2 separate regions of the Homo sapiens genome follow, and region 1 is linked to region 2. Evidence: chromatin loops called from intact Hi-C (ENCODE). Cell type or tissue: IMR-90. All regions are shown on one strand. Links, peaks and the distances in the headings refer to the core of each region. The heading gives the core; the rest is flanking DNA.

Region 1 (9,132 bases), core at 745-8,744, 580 kb after region 2:
TATAAATGGTTTTTATTCAAATGAGATTTGTGCAGTTTATATAAGCAATATGCTATACAGTTATTATTCAACTGTTTTATACAGTTATGCAAATATTTTTGTATGTACATCACGTAAAGCACTGTGACAGGTGATCATAAAGAAAAAATGAAATTTGAGAAGGCTTTGAAATGACCTACCTAGCCCTCATTGACATCTGGTAATCACCGAATTATCTTCTAATGTTCTTAAACTAACTGCTACTGAATATATTAAAGTCTTTTTCTGGGAATCAGTGTTAAACATACTGGCCTTCATTACCCAGAATCCATCCTTCTGGAGAGTTATGGCAATCTTTTCTCATGTCTTTGTCTCTGAACTCTCTCCCATTTTTCTTAATTTATCAGGAATTACTGCTGGTAATTCTGAGACCTCATTTTCAAATTCCTTCAGCACTCTGAAAAGGAATGTGTTTGGGCATGTTAGGGAAATGTTCTCTTACTTGCGTCTCTCCAACCAAACCTCTAACACCAGTGATCCTCAAAGTGTGGCCCATGACCCCTGTGGGTTATAAGTGATAAAATTCAAGCTTTTAAGCCAAAATTAGTATTTTTAAAATCTTATACCTGCTACCATGAACTTGACAGCTTCCGAATATGTAAAGACTATCCTGGTGAGCTCGGTGGTGATATTTTTAAAATGTGACTTTTTTTGCACTGTATAATGAAGTATGTCTGCTGGGGGTGGTGGCTCATGCCTGTAATCCCAGCACTTCGGGAGGCCGAGGTGGGTGGATCACCTGTCAGGAGTTTGAGACCAGCGTGATCAATATGGTGAAACCTCATCTCTACTAAAAACTACAAAAATTAGGTGGACATGGTGGCACACACCTGTAATCCCAGCTACTCGGGAGGCTGAGGCAGGAGAATCACTTGAACCCGGGAGGCGGAGGTTGCAGTGAACCGAGATTGCACCACTGCTCCAGCCTGGTGACAGAGCAAGACTCAGTCTCAAAAAAAAAAAAAAAAAAAAATTCAGAAAAATGAAAAAAACAAAACACCACCTCATCACTAACATTTTTGTTTTAGAATACATGGTTATTTTCGCTACAATGTTATTTATATTATCATGTGATTAGCTTGTTTTTTTAATAATCAGATGATGTCTCAGTTTTCATTTCTTATGTAGTAAATATCAATAACAAAAGCCCTTTGAGATCCTCAGTAAGTTTTAAGAGTGTAAAGGAATCCTGAGACCAAAAGCTTCAGAACACTGCTTACACCAGTGTTCTGTCCATTTCGGTTTGAAAATGAAAGACCTTCTTGTTAAGTTTTTATAGGAAGTAACATATATAACACAGTAGTAAATGGCCCAGGCTTGGCAATCAAATTGACCTACATTTAAATCCTGACTTTGCCATTTACTAGATCTGCTATATTCAACAAGTTATTGAACCTTTCTGTACCATAGCTCCTTGTGTATGAGATGGATATAATTGTACTTCCTATATTATGGGAATTAAATGGCAAAACTTGTTAAACTATTAAACCCAGAATTATCACCATTACAAAAATTTATACTACCTTTTACAAGTAATATGGTTCTAATATAACAATGGGAGGCATTCTAAAGTCTTGAAATTCTCTTTCTGAATCAGGAAGTCATTTCTCCAAACATAATACCAGCTCAGTTTTCCTCCAAACTCATCTTAATGTTTTCTCATACCAGATTCCTAGGCACTAGCAGCATTAAATATCACATTTTTTTTTCTGCTGTAATATTGAAAAGCATGCATTGTGCCTACATGATAGGTCAATTTTTGTATGACATCTCTGTAATAACGTCACATTTGGAAACAGTGCTGTTGCAAAGGCTGAATCGGAAGGGTTAGGCTGAATCAAAGTGTTAATATGAGCAGGTGAGCGAAGCAATTACCATGTACTGTCTCTAAGGATGAGTGTGTCAGTGATCTAGTGATGACTTTGCTAAATTTTAAATTGCTTTTTACTGCAGGTATACACTTAATGGACCCAACCAGAAAACTCTGTCAATGCATACATCACCTTGGGCTGTTTTGACGTATTAAGACTGTGTAACACTGTAACAGCAAATTCTCATAATCACCATGTTTGGACCTGTGATAATGCTAATTCCTTTACTTAATGTAATTGACAAACAACAGGAACTTCTTCAAATGTATCTGTGGGAGCCACATAGATACACTTGGATTAGTATTTTATTCAGGCTCCCTGAGGCTTATTACAATCAGATATATTTCACTTTTCGAAGCTTCATCCACCTTTAAGACTCTAAAGCCATGATTAGAATTGGATATTTATAAAGTTATCTTCAAGTTTGCTGACTCTTCTGTCATTTCCATTCTTCTATTGCCCATCTAGTATGTTATTTCAGATATTGTACCTTTCAGTTGTAAAATTTCCACATGGTTCCTTTTATAATTTCTGTGTCCTTGCTGAGAACTTCTGCCTTTCCATTCATTCCAAGTGTGTTTATCTTTATCTCATGAAACATAATTACAATAGCTGTTTTTACATCTGATAATTCCAACATCTGGGTTATTTTGTGGTTACCATCTCTTGATTGACTTTTTCCCTGGGAATTTGTCACATTTTTCCGGTTCTTCCTAGTTAAGTAATGTTGGATACTGTGTTGCATAGACTCTGGGTCCTGTTAAAATTTTCTGAAAATGTTTGATTGATGATTGATTGATCAATTGATTCAGGCAATCCACTCGATTAGGCTCAGGCTGCAAGTTTTGTCTCATCATTTATGAGTGATAATTCCAATCTGTTTCATTTTCAAAGCCTTTGCTATGCTTCTTTGGTCTGTCCTGTGCATGCAAGCTCAGGAGTGAGCCCAGGACTTGTAGAAGTTCAAACTGAGAATTAGAGGATTCCCTTTTCCAGCTCTCTTGTCTTCAGGATTTCCCCAACCCTCCCCCCACCCTCATACTCCATGGCCACTGGCCCACAGGAGACTCTTTTTCTGGTTCCTCTGGCCAAAAAGCTTGATTTATCTCAGTGTGAGCTGCTCAAGTCACCGTGGTTGTGCAGCTCCACAAGTGGGGCCCACCCTTGGGGCGAAGCTGTTAAGACAATAGAAGAAAAGAAACATCCCTAATATAGGTTGCTTTTCCAAGTTTTGACTCTCTTTCATCATCTGCCTTCTTCCAAATATTTAAAGACTATTCTTGTCAGCTCTAAAAAAGTGTTGTGATATTTTTTTAAATGTGATTTGTTTTTCTGCATTGCATAATGAAATGTGTCAACACTGGAAAATCTACAAAACTCAGTGAACCTGTATTTTCCAAATGACTCATCGATGATGTCACAAAATCAGGCCGGGGTAAAAGATCTATTCAAAGAATAAGATAAACTAATGAGTTTGAATAAAACAGTGTAGAAAAAGTTTATTGATGGTTGTCATCAGTAGGGGACAGAATTTAGTGGTTTTATTCCACCTTGGCTGAAACCAGAAGTTCTCCTGCCTACTTCTCCAAAATTTATCTTACATCAATCTCCCATCACTTACTCTGCTCTAGCCTTTCTCTTCTTACGCTTTCCTAAGTGACCAAGTTTGTTCCTACATCAAGCCATCACACTTGCTCAACTCTCTGTATAAAATCTGTTTTCCCACTCTAAAATGTAAAATCTATGGCCTTTTCTCACTTCTCCACTATTGTATTCCAACTTGACACAGCAGGCATGCAACAAATACTTGTTAGGTGGCCGGTTGGCCTATTTAACTGAGAACCAATCACTTTAAACAGTCTGGGCATTCTAGTTCAAGCAAAAATAAGGCACAAGTTTATTTAATGGATTTTATACCAAACTAGCAAATCAAAGAACTGTAATTCTGGGTTTTGATATAAAAATATATACCAACATCTTATCATCTTACCTGTCAAGAATGTTGCAAGATACATAATTTTCTCATTTGTAGCTTGAACAATTGTTAAATATTTATCTTCTTTGCTGTTCATTTTGCAGGATTTATGCCTTGTGTTAGCTTGCTTTTCTTGTGTCAGTAAACAAAAAAAAAATTTGTCATGACTCCATTACCTGTGAGTTGTTTTAGACTTGTTTTCAAGAGATGAGGTCTCACCCCGTCGCCCAGGCTGGAGTGCAAGGCACAGATCATGGCTCACTGTAGCCTCAACCTCCCAGGCTCAAACAATCCTCCCAGCTCGGTCTCCCAAGTATCTGGGACTATATGCATGCACCACCATGCCTGGATAATTTTTTAACTTTTTTGTAGAGACAAGGTCTTGCTATGTTCCTCAGGCTAGTCTTGAACTCCTGGGCTCAAGCAATCCTCCTGTCTCAGCCTCCCAAAGTGCTGTGATTACAGGTGTGAGACACCAAACCTGGCCAGACTTTTTTGTTTGCTTTGTAAACTTGATTCTGTTTAAGAGGTAGTATGCATAATATGGTAGAAATAAGACTGCTGTGGGTTCAAATCCACTTCTCTATTTACTAGTTGTGAGAGACACCTGGATGATTTAAGTTCCCTTTCAGTCTTTGTGCATAAAATGAGATAAAATCATTGAAGGATGGGTCAAGCCTGTGAACTGACTACTGCAGCATGACACACACTGTGGGCTCAGAACAATGCTATTCTCTTCCCATCCCCTGTAGCAGCCCCCAGTAGTCAGAGTTAATTTGGGCTCTTACCATGCTTTTCCTTCTGTTTTCTTTTCTCTCCTTACTTCAGCTTCCTCTCTTGCTGTGCGCCTTCACTTTGGTCTTTAGGTAGGTGAGCTGACTTATCACAGAATTCCTATGAATTGTCAATGTCTTCAAGTTTTCTGAGGTAGAATTGTGTTTAATTTTCTAGAGAAAGATTTGAGTTGCTTAAAGCTTCAAGTGTCTCCTAGCCAAGTAAATCATGTTCAAAGTGATATTTTTGTTTTAACCCTATTGGATTTTTACAGCAACAATGGCTCAGTCTTCTCCAAGGACAGCTAAACACATTGAATAGTTCTGCTGAGTCTAACAGAAGGGAAAATTTACCTTATGCCTACTCTTTTACCAAACACTAAAAGGTATTTTCCCTTTCAAGCATTTATTTAATATACAGTACTAATAATCCTAAAAGACATATGTATTATTCTTATGAATTATGACTATACACAGTAAATGAAGTATTAGCTAATTAATTAAACAACCACTGTACTTCCATTGTTAAAGATAACCATGTAAAATATTGGGCTTTCCTGTTAATGATATCTCTGCAGAAATACCGAATAACACTTAAGAAGTTTGGTAATTTTCGTATGCATTTGTGAAATTTACATATATTTCTCTTCCTTATAGGTAATAAGGACTGGAAAATGAGATCTCAAGGACATGATTATAATTGAAAAGAGAAGTATAAACATGACTATAATTCACTAATAGTTCTTCCACATATCACGATCTGTTCTAATGTCAGTTAATTGGGCTACTTTAGCTCTCTAGGTTTTATTACTGAGAGAATATTAGCTTACTAGAGATTATTTTTACAGGTTATATTTTTGCTAAATTTCACAATATTTACAGGTCACATTTAACTGTTTATATTATTAGATAGGAGCATATAACTATTTTCATTCTCAGGTATTTCAGATTAATAAACCCTACAGTAAAAGCATGGCTTATTTCCTTGAAAATTAAGTTTGAAGCCTACTTACCAATGTTTAAAGGAGCAGCTCACAATACTATTGGAATGTACTTTCAAATTCCAATGAGGTTGGGTCAGGAAACATTCTAAGTAAATTCTAACTCTTAAGCCAAAATCAAGGGACATATACAATACTTTTTTCTAAATTTACATGACAATTTTTCTCACACTGGGAAACACATTCACCTGCCTTAAATCCTTTCTAAAGCAAAGTAAAATGTTAAAGAAAAAAAGAGTCTCATTAAATTCAGAATGAAAACAAAATGCAGTTGCTCAGGAAAATGTCTTTAAAGTTGCTTAAATCTATTTTAAAATTAAGCATTAGAGGAGGAAAAGTTAAGAGTCAACATTTTCTTTTAAAGTGTCATGCCTAATTTTATGTGGCTGCCCTGATAGGAAACTGATCACTAGCAAAAGGTTAATAATGCCCTTATACAGTTGCAAATTTCTATAGTATCAAATATTCAATTATACTATTTTCCTTTGATCACAAAGTTAAGCTTCTTGAACTTTGAGGTGAGACGAGGTAAGAGGTGAGGGGAAAATAGAAAATACTTTTTGTGAAAAAATATTTCTTTTACTAGATATTGGTACTTTTCCAGAGATTTTTGCTTATGGGTTAAGAATGAAAACACAACACTAGGCCATAAATTTCATCCCTTCTGTTTGTCAAGTAACTCAAAATTTGTAACTGTTTCCCATCAATAAATCATAAATGATATTTCCTTTCAGCTTTACAGAAATGTTTTAAGGCCATAACAGAACTTTAATGTCTTCTGAAAAGAGGTAAGTATTGTCAAAATGCACAAAGAGTATAATTTAAATTTAAAAACTCAACTTGGAGAATGAAAAGGAACAGACTGTTTGTATAGAGTTTGCCAAACCAATTTAGAAAACAAAATGGTTTTAGAACATTGCGACTATTTTGGGTGGTATTCCTAAAAATTCTCCCTAGATATGCCAACAATCATCTTAAAAACTCAGAACTAATGTACAGAGTTGTATAAAGTGAGAATAAAATTGTATAGAGGGTTCTGAGTGCATCTCGCTGGTTGAAAGAATGAAGGAAAATCCCAATGCCACTGTTAGTCAGCAGTCTTCAAATCTTACCTTCCCAGTGAGGCCTGTTCTGGACTACACCATTCAACACTGAAATCTCTCCACCCAGCAATCCTGAGCTCCCTTACCTTTCATTTCTGCTATAGCACGCATTACCTTACATATAGTATGTTGACTATTTTCCCTTGCTAGAATGTAAGCTCCATGAAGGCAAGGTCCTGCTGTTCACCCACTTGTATCCCAAGCATCTAGAACAGTGTCTGACACATATCTGGTGCTCAGTAACTATTGAATAACTTGCAATTTAGAGTTTATTGCATCATGTCATTTAAAGATGCCATATTTCATTTTGCTTCATTCTTAACTCCCTTTTGTAGCTCAAGAAACCCTTCCCTGATCTTTCCAAAGCACTGTTTTAGTCAGGATATAACTTACACTGTGATAAAAAATTGTCCCAAAGTATCAGTCTAAATGGTTTATTTCTTATTTATGCTAATATCTAACAAGTTTAGCGTGGCAGAAGGAACAATTTGAGGGAGTTCTGCTCCAGTATCACTCAAGACCCAGGCTGACAAAGCTGCACCATCTAGAACATGCAAAATCCTTAATCACAGCAGTAGGGGAAGAGAGAAACTGGATGGTAAATTTTTTTCATTGCCTTTACAGAAAGTGGAGTGTCACACTACTTTCTGTATTACATTAGAATAAACTAGTTACATAGGCCTCATTCAACTGCAAGGTGATGGAAATTTTGGGGAGCATAATGTTTGATAACCATTATCACATGCACCTCACTTTCCACAGCATGTATCACAATTTATAATTGTTAATGTAAATTCTGTTTCCTCTACTGGAGTGTAAACTCTTCAAGGGCAGGGATAGAGGGTGTGTTTTGATCACTAATGTATTCCAAACCCATATATACAGCAGGGACTTGGTATTTGTTGAATAAAAAGTTTAAAACCGAATAGTCAAAATAATTAACCTTTTTAATTTTTTAAAGGAAAAATACTCTCCATAGGAAGGCATTTCTATTTTTTGTCCATCAGTAGCCAAATGGAACTTGATATAAACACTTCCAGTATGCCAACTTTGGTTTAATGCACAACTTTGAAAATAACTCATTAAAACACACATCAAGATGCTACTAACAAATTCATTAATATCCAAGATTCATTACTGTATGTCAAAGGTCATCCAGGATTAACATTTTCATTACAATGAACTGTGAAATTCCAATGAAAAATGTTTGCCTGAATTAAATTATTTAATCTCTCAAATTGGAAGTCTAGCACTCTTGAAAATCAAATTCACACACACACAGACACACACACACACACTTACAAACTGCACATTAGGACATGAGGGCAATTTAATGGAAAAAGAAAATAGAAACTGAAAGGGCATTTGTAAAATGTAGGATATCATTTGGACAACTGGATAGAGTAGGCAGAAAATCCTAAAGGTGTACATAAAAAAATAGCCAGTAAATGATAGGCTACAGAAAACCACACTGAAACATTTGATGAATTTCACTGCAGTAAACAGACTTGGCAAACTGAAACACTAGAACCATGACTACAAGCCTCACTTCATTCCACACAAATAAAATCTCTAACCATTATAAGCACAGATGAGAATCCTCATGCAACAGAGGAAATATAAATTATTTTTAATTTTAAAAAATAAAAAATATAAATTCTTGTTAAACACTTGATTTAAAAATATGCAGCTTTATTTTTAAATGTAGTTATGCTCAAAGATGGCAGTTTACTTATATGTAAAAATGTTTTAAAAATATCAATATATTGGTTTATAAGTTCTATACTGCCCTCAGCTAAATATTTTTCACCAAAATTCTCAAATAACTATCAAAAAGAGTTGCATGTTTTTATAAGCCCACTATAATTACTAAACGCGGTAATTTTCAGAGCTAAAGGTGAATCATTAATGAAATATTTTTTGATGTGATAAAAGTCACATGAGCATTTGAATTTAAAGACAACTGATAAGCCAACAGCAGCCTTTTTTTGGCAGGTGTTAAATTAATTTGCTCTAAATTGAGCAACTGTTTGGGAACTACAAAAACTGAAAAGTTCAAACTATAAGGAAGTAGAAAGGTGATGAAGTTTACTAATACAGTGTTTCACACATTCTATTTAACACAATTCCAAATGCAAATGTTTAAGATGATTTTTGAAGAGAAACATCTACAATGTTAAGCTTGTCTATGCTAAACAAATGTAACTTTAATTTACATGTATCATCCTAATGTCAACAATATTTAGACATTCATGATTAAGCCACTGAATTCGAAAGGATTCTCAATAACTACATGTAATCTGCATCTGTGGCATTAGAAAGTAATCAAATCACTGTCCGTTTTCTGATGCAATGGAACATCCTACAAAT
Region 2 (9,132 bases), core at 462-8,461:
TGCTTCTTTTAGAACTTGGAGCCCTATTTTTCATTTAGAGTTCTTCGATAACAGAAAAGCTTTAAAAGGAAATGTCCATACTAGAGATGGGGATGAGATGAAAGAGCAGAGAGCTATAATTTATGGAATTGCGTCATTATCACCAACTGAGTCATCAACTGAATTGAATTAAACTTTTCCCCATCTGAGCTGGCAAAGGCATTTTCAAAAGAGAAGAAATTTGAGAAGTAAGATTTTAGCTTTCTGGCAGAAATCTCTGAAGATTCAAATATAATGTGCTAAATCCAAATAAGAAAGTATTACCACAATCAACTACTAATTTTAAAGTAGGGAATTCTAAATATTAGTGAAAAGAGAGGAAGGGAAGGATAAAAAAAAGAATGGGAGGAATACTGGCATTCTTCACTGGATAAGCTTTAGTCCAAATTTGTTTTTTTTCTTCACAAATGTATCTTATATAAGTAGTTTTGTATTATATTGCCTCAGATTTATGAGACTTGTTTATACACTGACTGGACATTTCTGACCGTCATTCTTCTGAAGTCCTGTTTCCAAAGTCTGACATTTTTTCATTCTGACTTGAATGTTTATGTCTAGAAAATAATGAGAGAAAATCTAAAATGTATTTGAGTAGCCAGCACAGAACACTTTTGTAGTATTTACTAGTCTAGAAGTCTCTGTTGGTTTGAGTAAGATATTTAAATGTTGATCTCTCCTAAAATTTGCTACATGAAATAGCCAAAGGAAATCATCATATCTGAAGCAGAATTTGCTTTCTATTTCTGTGACTTTTTAGATACTTTTTGCATCTTATAATTTTACTTGCCAAATGCATATGAAAATATGAGATTTTACTCCAAGAAGAGAAATTAAAATTCAGTTTTATTTTTAAATGGCACTTGTCATCTTTTATTAAGATGTCAAATTCATTTTTTTTTCATTTTACAGATATTGAACATCTACTATGTGCTAGACACTGTTCTAGACACCCTGGGTACAGCAGTGAACCAAACATTAAAAGCTCCAAGGAACTTCTATTCTAGTGGAAGGAGGCATAATATTGTATAGTATTTGATCCAGGGGGTGGAGGAAAAATAAGTGAATATCTATGTGAAATGATGGTACATGCTGAGGGAAGAGAAAACAAGATAGGAGAAATAGAAAATGACAAGGAATACTCTTGTATATAGTGTGAGCAGGTCTGTGACAAGGTGATTTTTAAACAGTAGACACCTGAAGGTAGTGAAAGTGTAAACCAAGAGAATCTCTGGAGGGATATCCAAATAGAAGTTCCTTGGAACAAGTAGGAAGGCCCCAAGCAGTGAGAAGTTTTATAAGGCAGCCAGTGTGGCTGTCATGCAGTGTATATGAAAGGGACAGTGGCAGAAGATGAGAGCAGAGAGGAAGCAGGAGGCTCAATTAAATAGGGCTTTGTGAACTGTGATAGAGACATTGGATTTTACTCTCCATCAGATGGGAAGCCATTTCAGGAAAGACCTTATGTGACTTAGATTTAGGGATTATGAATTTACCTTGCTGTTGTTTTGGAAGTTAGACTGTAAGAGGGCTGAGATGACCAGATGAACTGATGTTGTCAATGCAGAGACCAGAAATGATGGTGGCATGGACTACAGCAATACTGGTGGTACATTGAGCAGTAGGTGCAATCCAGATGTACAAGGATCCCTCATTTTTGCATCAATTCTAAAGGGTTCAGGTTGCTACAGACACTTGATTTCAAAAGTATGGCTGCCAGGATTTGCTGATGTATAGATATGGACTGTGACAGTGGTTTCCAGAGTGAAATCACTGTTTTGGGATTGAATAATTGCAAAAACAGAGTTGTCTTCTACCAAAGGGAGAAAACTGAGGGAGAAGTAGGTTTGTGAGGCAGGTAGTGAACTGGGAATCAAGAAGAGAAATTTGGTCTTGGATTGGGTTTGAGTTGCTTAATAGAGATTCAAGTGGGAATACTTATGCAGTTGAATATAGAAGGTTTCAGGAGCAATGTCTGAGCTGGAGAGATATATTTGAAAATCATCAGTAGAGAAATAGTATTTAAAGCCATGGAACTGGATGAGGTCCAAGATTGAACCCAGAGAAACTGCAATGTTTGGAAACTAGAAGATTAAGAGGAACCCCAAGAAAGACTGAGAGGGAGATGCCAGTGAGTGAGGGGGAAAACCAAACATGTATGTTGTCCCATAGGCCAAGAAAGTGTTTGAAGAAGGAGGAAGTCATCAGCTGTACCAAATACTGACTATAGTTTCATCTAAGAGTTGCCCATTGGATTTCGCAATGTGGAGGGTGTGTCAGTCCATTTCACGTTGCTGTAAAGAAATACTTGAAGCTGGAAGAGATATATTTTGGCTAACAGTTCTGCGGGCTATACAAGCATGGCACCAGCAGCTGCTCAGCTTCTGGTGAGGCTTCAGGAAGCTTTTAGTCATGGTGAAGCGTGAAGGGGGAACTGGAGCATCACATGAGGAGAGAGGGAACAAGAGAGAGATGCCAGGTTCTTTTAAACAACCAGCTGTCATGTGAGCTCATTACATAGGGAAGGCACCAAGGCACTCATGAGAGATCCGCCCCCATGACCAAACACCTCCCACTAGGCCCACCTTCAACACCGAGGATCACATTTCAACATGACATTTGGAGGAGACAAACACTGAAATCATGTCAGAGGATAAAGGTGACATTGACAATAGCAGTTTGTATGGTATGCTGGGAATGAAAGCCAGATTGGAGAAGGCTCAAGAAACAAATGGGAAGGGAGGACACCGAGACAGTGTGTTTAGACCAGTGTTTCTCACTTTTTCATGATCACCTCCTTAAAGAGCTTTCTTAGACATTTTTTTCTAATCCTCCCCTCTCCATGAAATTCCAGTATCACAGGTATACTTTTGTTATGTATTGTATATATATATCTATGCCTTACATATACAAAGAGCAAGTAATTTTTGCCTGAAAGAATTAATTTTTGACCTTCTGGAGTGATATCACTCCTATTGAGAATGGCACGGAATAGACAATTTTTTAGATGAGCTTTTCTGTGAAGCAGGGCAAATAATTAGGCTGTTAGAAGATGAGGTTGGATCAAGTTTTTATTGTATTGTATTGTATTTTTAAGATAGGATACATTATAATATGTTTAGGTGCTGATGGAAACAATCTAGTAGAAAGGGGAAAATTGATTATGTAGGAGCAAGATTGAACAGTTACAGAAGTCATGGTCTTGAATAAGAGACAGAGGATGGGCCTCAGATGGGAACCAGACAGTTCTCCCAAAATAATACACAAAGGAGGGCAGAGCACATCAACACAGATAGATGATACTTTTGGAGGTGAGGGCCTGTGGAAGTCCTCTTCTGCTTGATTTGTTTTCCCAGAGAAACAAGAAGCAAGATCATCAGCTGAGATTGAAGAGGGGCTGAAGACGTTGAAGATTTGTAGAGAGAGGGGAAGTGTTCTGTGGTCATGTAGTGGGGGTGAATTGAGTAGAATATAGTAGGATAGCTAGGCAGCACTAAGACTCAATTCAAATTAGTGATCATAAGTTTAAACTGCAATCAGTCAATATTTTTCCCCTCCACGACTTGATCTTCTCTAAGCACATTACATACTTTAAATATTTGAGTGAATGAATAAATGAATCAAAAAGTTAGTTAATGCTATTTACGCTGCATACATGTAAGATTTTTTCCATTTACTATTTATATGTTTTCAATTGGAATGTTTTATACAACAAATGTTAAAATTAAGGACTTCAAATAAGAACATAGAATAACATGCCCAAGTTCAGCTTTTTTTTTTTGGATCAAACTAATTAAAATCAACAATGATTTCAACAATGATTCAGTGCCTTTTTTCTTTTGGTTGGTGATGTTGCTCATTGTGGGCGAAGTATGTAAAACTGACAACTAATTTTGAATCTTTCCATATATATTTTTATAAAAAAAGGAAACTAAAAGTAAATGGTAGTTTCTTTCAGGATGTGGTGTTCATTCTTTAGAAATTGTGAACTCTGCTTAAAACATTTATGTATCCATTTATTTTTTCAATAAATATTTTCTTAGGATCTCTTCTCTTACCAGTCACAGAAAAGACAAAACTGAATAAAGCATGATTTCTACCTTGAAGTATATTATAGGCATCTGGATGTTTTTCTAGTTTTTAGACGAGGTGGGTATATGTTTCTTTAGCGTACATAGAGGTAGACTTGAACTAATATATTTAAAGAACCAGGCTTCTATGTGGTACAATGTAGAATTAGCATTAATAAAGACGGAATGTTACGAAATTCATAAAAGAAAAAATTCAAACACATTAGTAAATTTAGTGCATTATATATAAAATCTTAATGGTAGGGTCTCTGCTCCTTTACTAGGAAGCAGTGTGCTCATGGAGACTGTGCTTTGTCATGACTACAATTGTGTACTATATAAAATCTTAATGAGAGATTACCATTAGATTCTTAAGATTGTTATACTTCTCTTTTTCAAGACCATTTGGTGGTTTTGAGAAGTTAAGAGCTTTATAAGCCTGACAGTACTTGTGATTCAACCTTCTATTGAGGCCAAGTGGGGACCTGGAACTCTCAGACTGCAGGACACACAGATGAACAGCATGTGGCAGTGTTTAAATGTTCTTCTGAAAGCCAATGCCACAGGCTTAAGACAATTTAGGGCAGTTCTCTGTGATGATTGCAAATGCATCCCAGGATTATATTTTTCTTTTATATTGCTATGTGTCATGCTTTGTTTGCCAAACAGAAAGAAAATGAATAGGCAGTTTTCTGGTGCAATTCTTAGTAAACAAATTGTCAAAATGAACTCCATCCATTGCTTAAGAAATACATAAACACAATTTAGTCACTGGATGTGTCTGTATGTAGGTTGTTCCTATGGAGAATTTTAGTTTGACCCATGTTTTTGTTTGTCTTTTTGAAAATTCTGATAGACTAAGGTTCTCTTTGTTTTCATAATAGTCCCTATTCCCCCTAAAATAGTAAGCTATCAAATTACCGAGGTTTTATTTGTATAAATGTAGTTGCACATATCTAACTTAATAAATTGTGAATTGATTTTTATCATGACTTTAAGTCATAGGTATTATTTGAATGAAAGAAAACTAAGCTGTTGGGTTATTTTTACAACGTTCATAGAGAATTTTCTTTCATGTAGATTTTTTCCATATAGCATATACAATAGAATACATTTTAAGCTATTCCCTATATATGTGTGTGTATATGTGTGTCTGTGTGTATAGTGTGTATGTATCCTCATCATAGTCCTTCACATTTTAAGATGATAGCACTCAGTGATTGAAATCTTTATATAATAATATAATTGAGGAAAAATCTGTGAACACAATTGTCATTATCAGACAATAGATTTATAAAATATTTTAATCAGTAACTGTTGTCCTTAAGCATGAATATCCTTACTACTCTTCTACCTTTTACATTTGCTGTTATCGCAAACACTTTGCTTAGAGCAAATGTGATTCCTTATTGCCCAAATGCTTATTGCATTCCAATTTATTATAATACACATACATCTGTTCAGCACTCACTGTGTTCCTGGAATTGTCCCAGAGTCTGGGCTTCCATCCTTTAATGAGACCTAGCCTAGTTCTTAAGGAGCTCACAGTGGGAAGACATGTCTGTTGCACTTATCTTCTAGTTGCTTCTGAGCTTCCCTGCTTTGTTTACAGGTTGGCTTTAGGGCAGCCTCTGCTCATTTCTTCTGCCTTTCTTACCAGTTCTGGCTCTGCTGCTTGTTAGCTGTGTGACCTTGGGGACAGTTACTTGATCTCTCTGAGTCTCTGATTCCTCTTCTGTGTAATGAAGTGATAAGTCCTACCTCATGAGGGCATTTGGGAAGATTAATAAATAAGATAATGTGTTAAAGCATCTAGTAAATTGCTGGCATATGCTAAGTGGTCAATGAAAGAAACTGCTGCTGCCATTTGACTTGTGTTCGTTATGTGCCTGGCACTCAATTGCTAAGAAACAAACTTTAGTTCGTTTTCATTCCCTTGCTGCTGCACTTTCTTCAAACACATCGTCAGATGGGAATTTAGAACTAGAGTAAATAACAATAGCTCCAACTTATGAGTACCCATTATGTGCTAGATATTTTACTGGTTGGTAACAATTCTTAAAACAACCCAGCGTTGTTATTATCCCCACCATATAGAGCAAGATGGGAGAGATAAAAGTGACCTTCTAACCCTGCAAAACTACCCACCAGAAGAGCCAAAATACTGACTACAAAGCTTGTGTTCTTCTTCTTTTTTTTTTTGCAACCAGTCATTTTCTCCAGTCTCTTCCAATTCTAAAATATTTTAAAGATTTTTTGAAAAATTCATGTGTATTATGATCACAAGCACTAGATGTTTTCATTTGAGCACAAACTCCAAAGTAGGAGCAGTAGAAGTTTTCACTTGAGCACCAATTCAAATCCATATGCCCAATGATGTCATTAACAAGTTAAAAATACAGAAATACGCATTTTCATAAATAAGTGTGACTATTAGTCCATGGACAGGCCGAAGTTCCCTAAATAGTTCTCAGATCTTGCCATCCACATTAGTTGATTTTTCTGTATCAGCTGAAAGCAGAATTCTTTTTAAAGGGGGAAGCAGTGGTTTCTTTCTTTAGACTTTTGAAAATATTAAAAAATTTTAGATAAAATTGACCATTTTGATTTTTAATAAGAGGTTTGTTTTGATATTTTAACTTTAGACATATGAGGCAAATTTTGAAAACCTATGCTGGCTTCAGTAAAGTAGTTTTTTGGCTTTTCTTCTATATCTTGGCCTGGGTGGCCTGGGGACATCAGGCACGAAGAAGAGACGGCGCAGTTAAGGAGGTGGACAGCTGATCCATGTGGTTCACTTGATGAGCCATGCCTTCTGGGTTTAATATAGCAAGAGTTCCTGATTTGAGAAAGGGGAATTTGCGGGTGTGTATTTTCTTTGGAAAAACTGAACAAACTATAAAATTGAATCAGAATAATTATAGTTCTATATAGAATCCTAAATATCAGCCTCTAAATGGTTACCTCGGGCAAATGCCAATCTATCTGGACTTCATCTTTCTCCTCTGTAAAATGAGACCATTGAACCCTAGATCTCTAAGATCCCTTCTCAATCTAAATCCAATCTAAAATGATTCTCTGAAGAGGCAGGCATATGTGTGTGTGTAATTGCTGTTTGAAGTGTGAATTAGTTAAACACAAATTCATAGGATGTAGATATCAGAAAATGTGTTTATAAAATGTTAATGTGGGTGAGTGAGAGAGAAATATTTTATTGTTGTTTATAAACACCTTAGTTAACACATTTACACCTTTGCTGAATACATTAGATTTTGGGGGAGGAAACAAAAAGGCTTATATTCAAACCAGGATCCAATTGGATTTTAAAAAATGGTTAGTTTATTTGTCTTTTTCAACCACTGAATTTGAGTTTCTTGAGTCTTTCTCTATCTCTACCACTTTGTACTTCCCCAAGTAAATATTTCTTAAATGAATGAATTATTAATTGAATGACAAAATCCCCGTTGTACTTGATTAAATATTGCAGACAAATAGGAGAAAATTAGATTCCCTCAATTTGTACTCTTCTGTGGCCTCAACTATTCCATCACCTAATATCTACATAAGTTACATTGAAGGAAAAAAAATCAGTTACCAAAGGAAAACAAATTCCTTTTATCCTGTCCCTTCACTGACCTTTCATTAAGAAAAGTAAACTATAATATCTTTAATGTCTAGCAGAATGATTCTTTGAAGTTTTATAAACATAAATAATCTTTATTTCTGGTAAGCAGTTTTATTTACACAATAAAACTACTGAATGAAATATAGTAGAAATTTGGATAGGACTTTTCTCCTGGTTTGTTTTAAAAAGGCATACATAAAGTAACAAGAAAACATAGCAACAACCCCCCAAAACTTTAGAGATTGTATGTGTATGTGTGAGTGTGGGTGTTGTCTTGGAAGAGGAATGGGATTTTAGTTATTTGTACATTCTGTGAAGCAAATCATGAGTTTAGTATTAAGTGGAGCAATACATTTCAACATTAGTTGTTTTAAATCTAATAATATTTTATACATGGAGAAGTTTTAAAAAACAGATTTCAATTTGTGAATATATAACAAATTAAACAACTTCTTTTTCTGGGCCTCAACCTCCTTAACTATAACTCAGAGGACTAGGATAAATGATGTTGCAGATTTCTTTTAGCACCAAGCATTTGCTGATAGTGTAAATTAACTGATCAGTCGGCTGTAATACTGGCTTTATAGTTTTACTCTAGTGTGGCATTCTTCTACTTTAAATTCATCTCCCTGACACTGCTTTTTTACCGTGTTCTATTCATCTCATCTAGAAAAGAATTTATTTATTTATTTTTAGAAACAGGGTCTTACTGTGTCACCCAAGCTAGAGTGTAGTAGCACAATCATAGCTCACTGGGGCCCTGAACCCCTGGGCTTAATTGATCCTCCTGCTTCAGCCTCCCGAGTAGCTGGGACTATAGGTGCATACCACCACGCCTGACAACTTGTTTTTTTTTTTTTTAATTTTTTGTAGGGACAGGGTTTTGCTGTGTTGCCCAGGCAGGTCTCAAACTCTTGGCCTCAAGTGATCCCCCTTCCTTGGCCTCCCAAAGTGCTAGAATTGCAGGCATGAGCCACCATAAAATATTTTTTTTTTAGTTTTACTTTTTGTAGTTTACTTTATGAAAGAATTAAAAATAGGAAGCAAATTGGACATTTTAAAAATAATATTTTTACATGTATTGGCAAAATTTTTGTATTTTGAAATGTGGAACCAAGTTTTAGGAGATGAGACAGTATAGCACTACAACTATATGACAAAAGCTGTAGCTTGTTCCTGTGACCCAATAGTCCTTGAGGCATTCAAAGGGATTTTTCACATTGAATACCATCTGTTACTTTCTATCCATTCAGTCCTGCCAGTATCACTCCACCAAATGTGAAATAAGAGACATTACCTAAGCTGTTATGCTATAAATCCATGTGTATCAGCCCACTCTCCTTATTAATGCCTCTGTGTCAGCATATCTAAATTCATGTTGATACTGTTATAATGTGACAG

The links. Peaks named below come from ENCODE experiments on the same cell type or tissue, not always from the same donor. Only the 100,000 strongest peaks of a DNase experiment are listed, where the experiment ranks them.
Region 1: a loop joins it to region 2, with 3 times the contacts of the local background. A loop is called at or near these places in 5 of 110 quality-filtered maps.

The regions. Positions count from the first base shown.
Region 1 is chr10:87,970,487-87,979,618 of GRCh38, reverse strand. It overlaps PTEN (phosphatase and tensin homolog), which reads right to left. Exons shown (of 9, transcript NM_000314.8): 9 at 7,689-9,132. Among named protein-coding and RNA genes, the nearest start is that of PTEN, 110 kb to the right of the region's middle. In IMR-90, for the core only: no CTCF peak of the experiment used is centred there; a DNase peak (open chromatin) is centred at 5,718.
Region 2 is chr10:88,548,860-88,557,991 of GRCh38, reverse strand. All of the region lies in intron 4 of RNLS (renalase, FAD dependent amine oxidase), which reads left to right. Among named protein-coding and RNA genes, the nearest start is that of RNLS, 30 kb to the left of the region's middle. In IMR-90, for the core only: a CTCF peak has its summit at 4,622; a DNase peak (open chromatin) is centred at 4,621.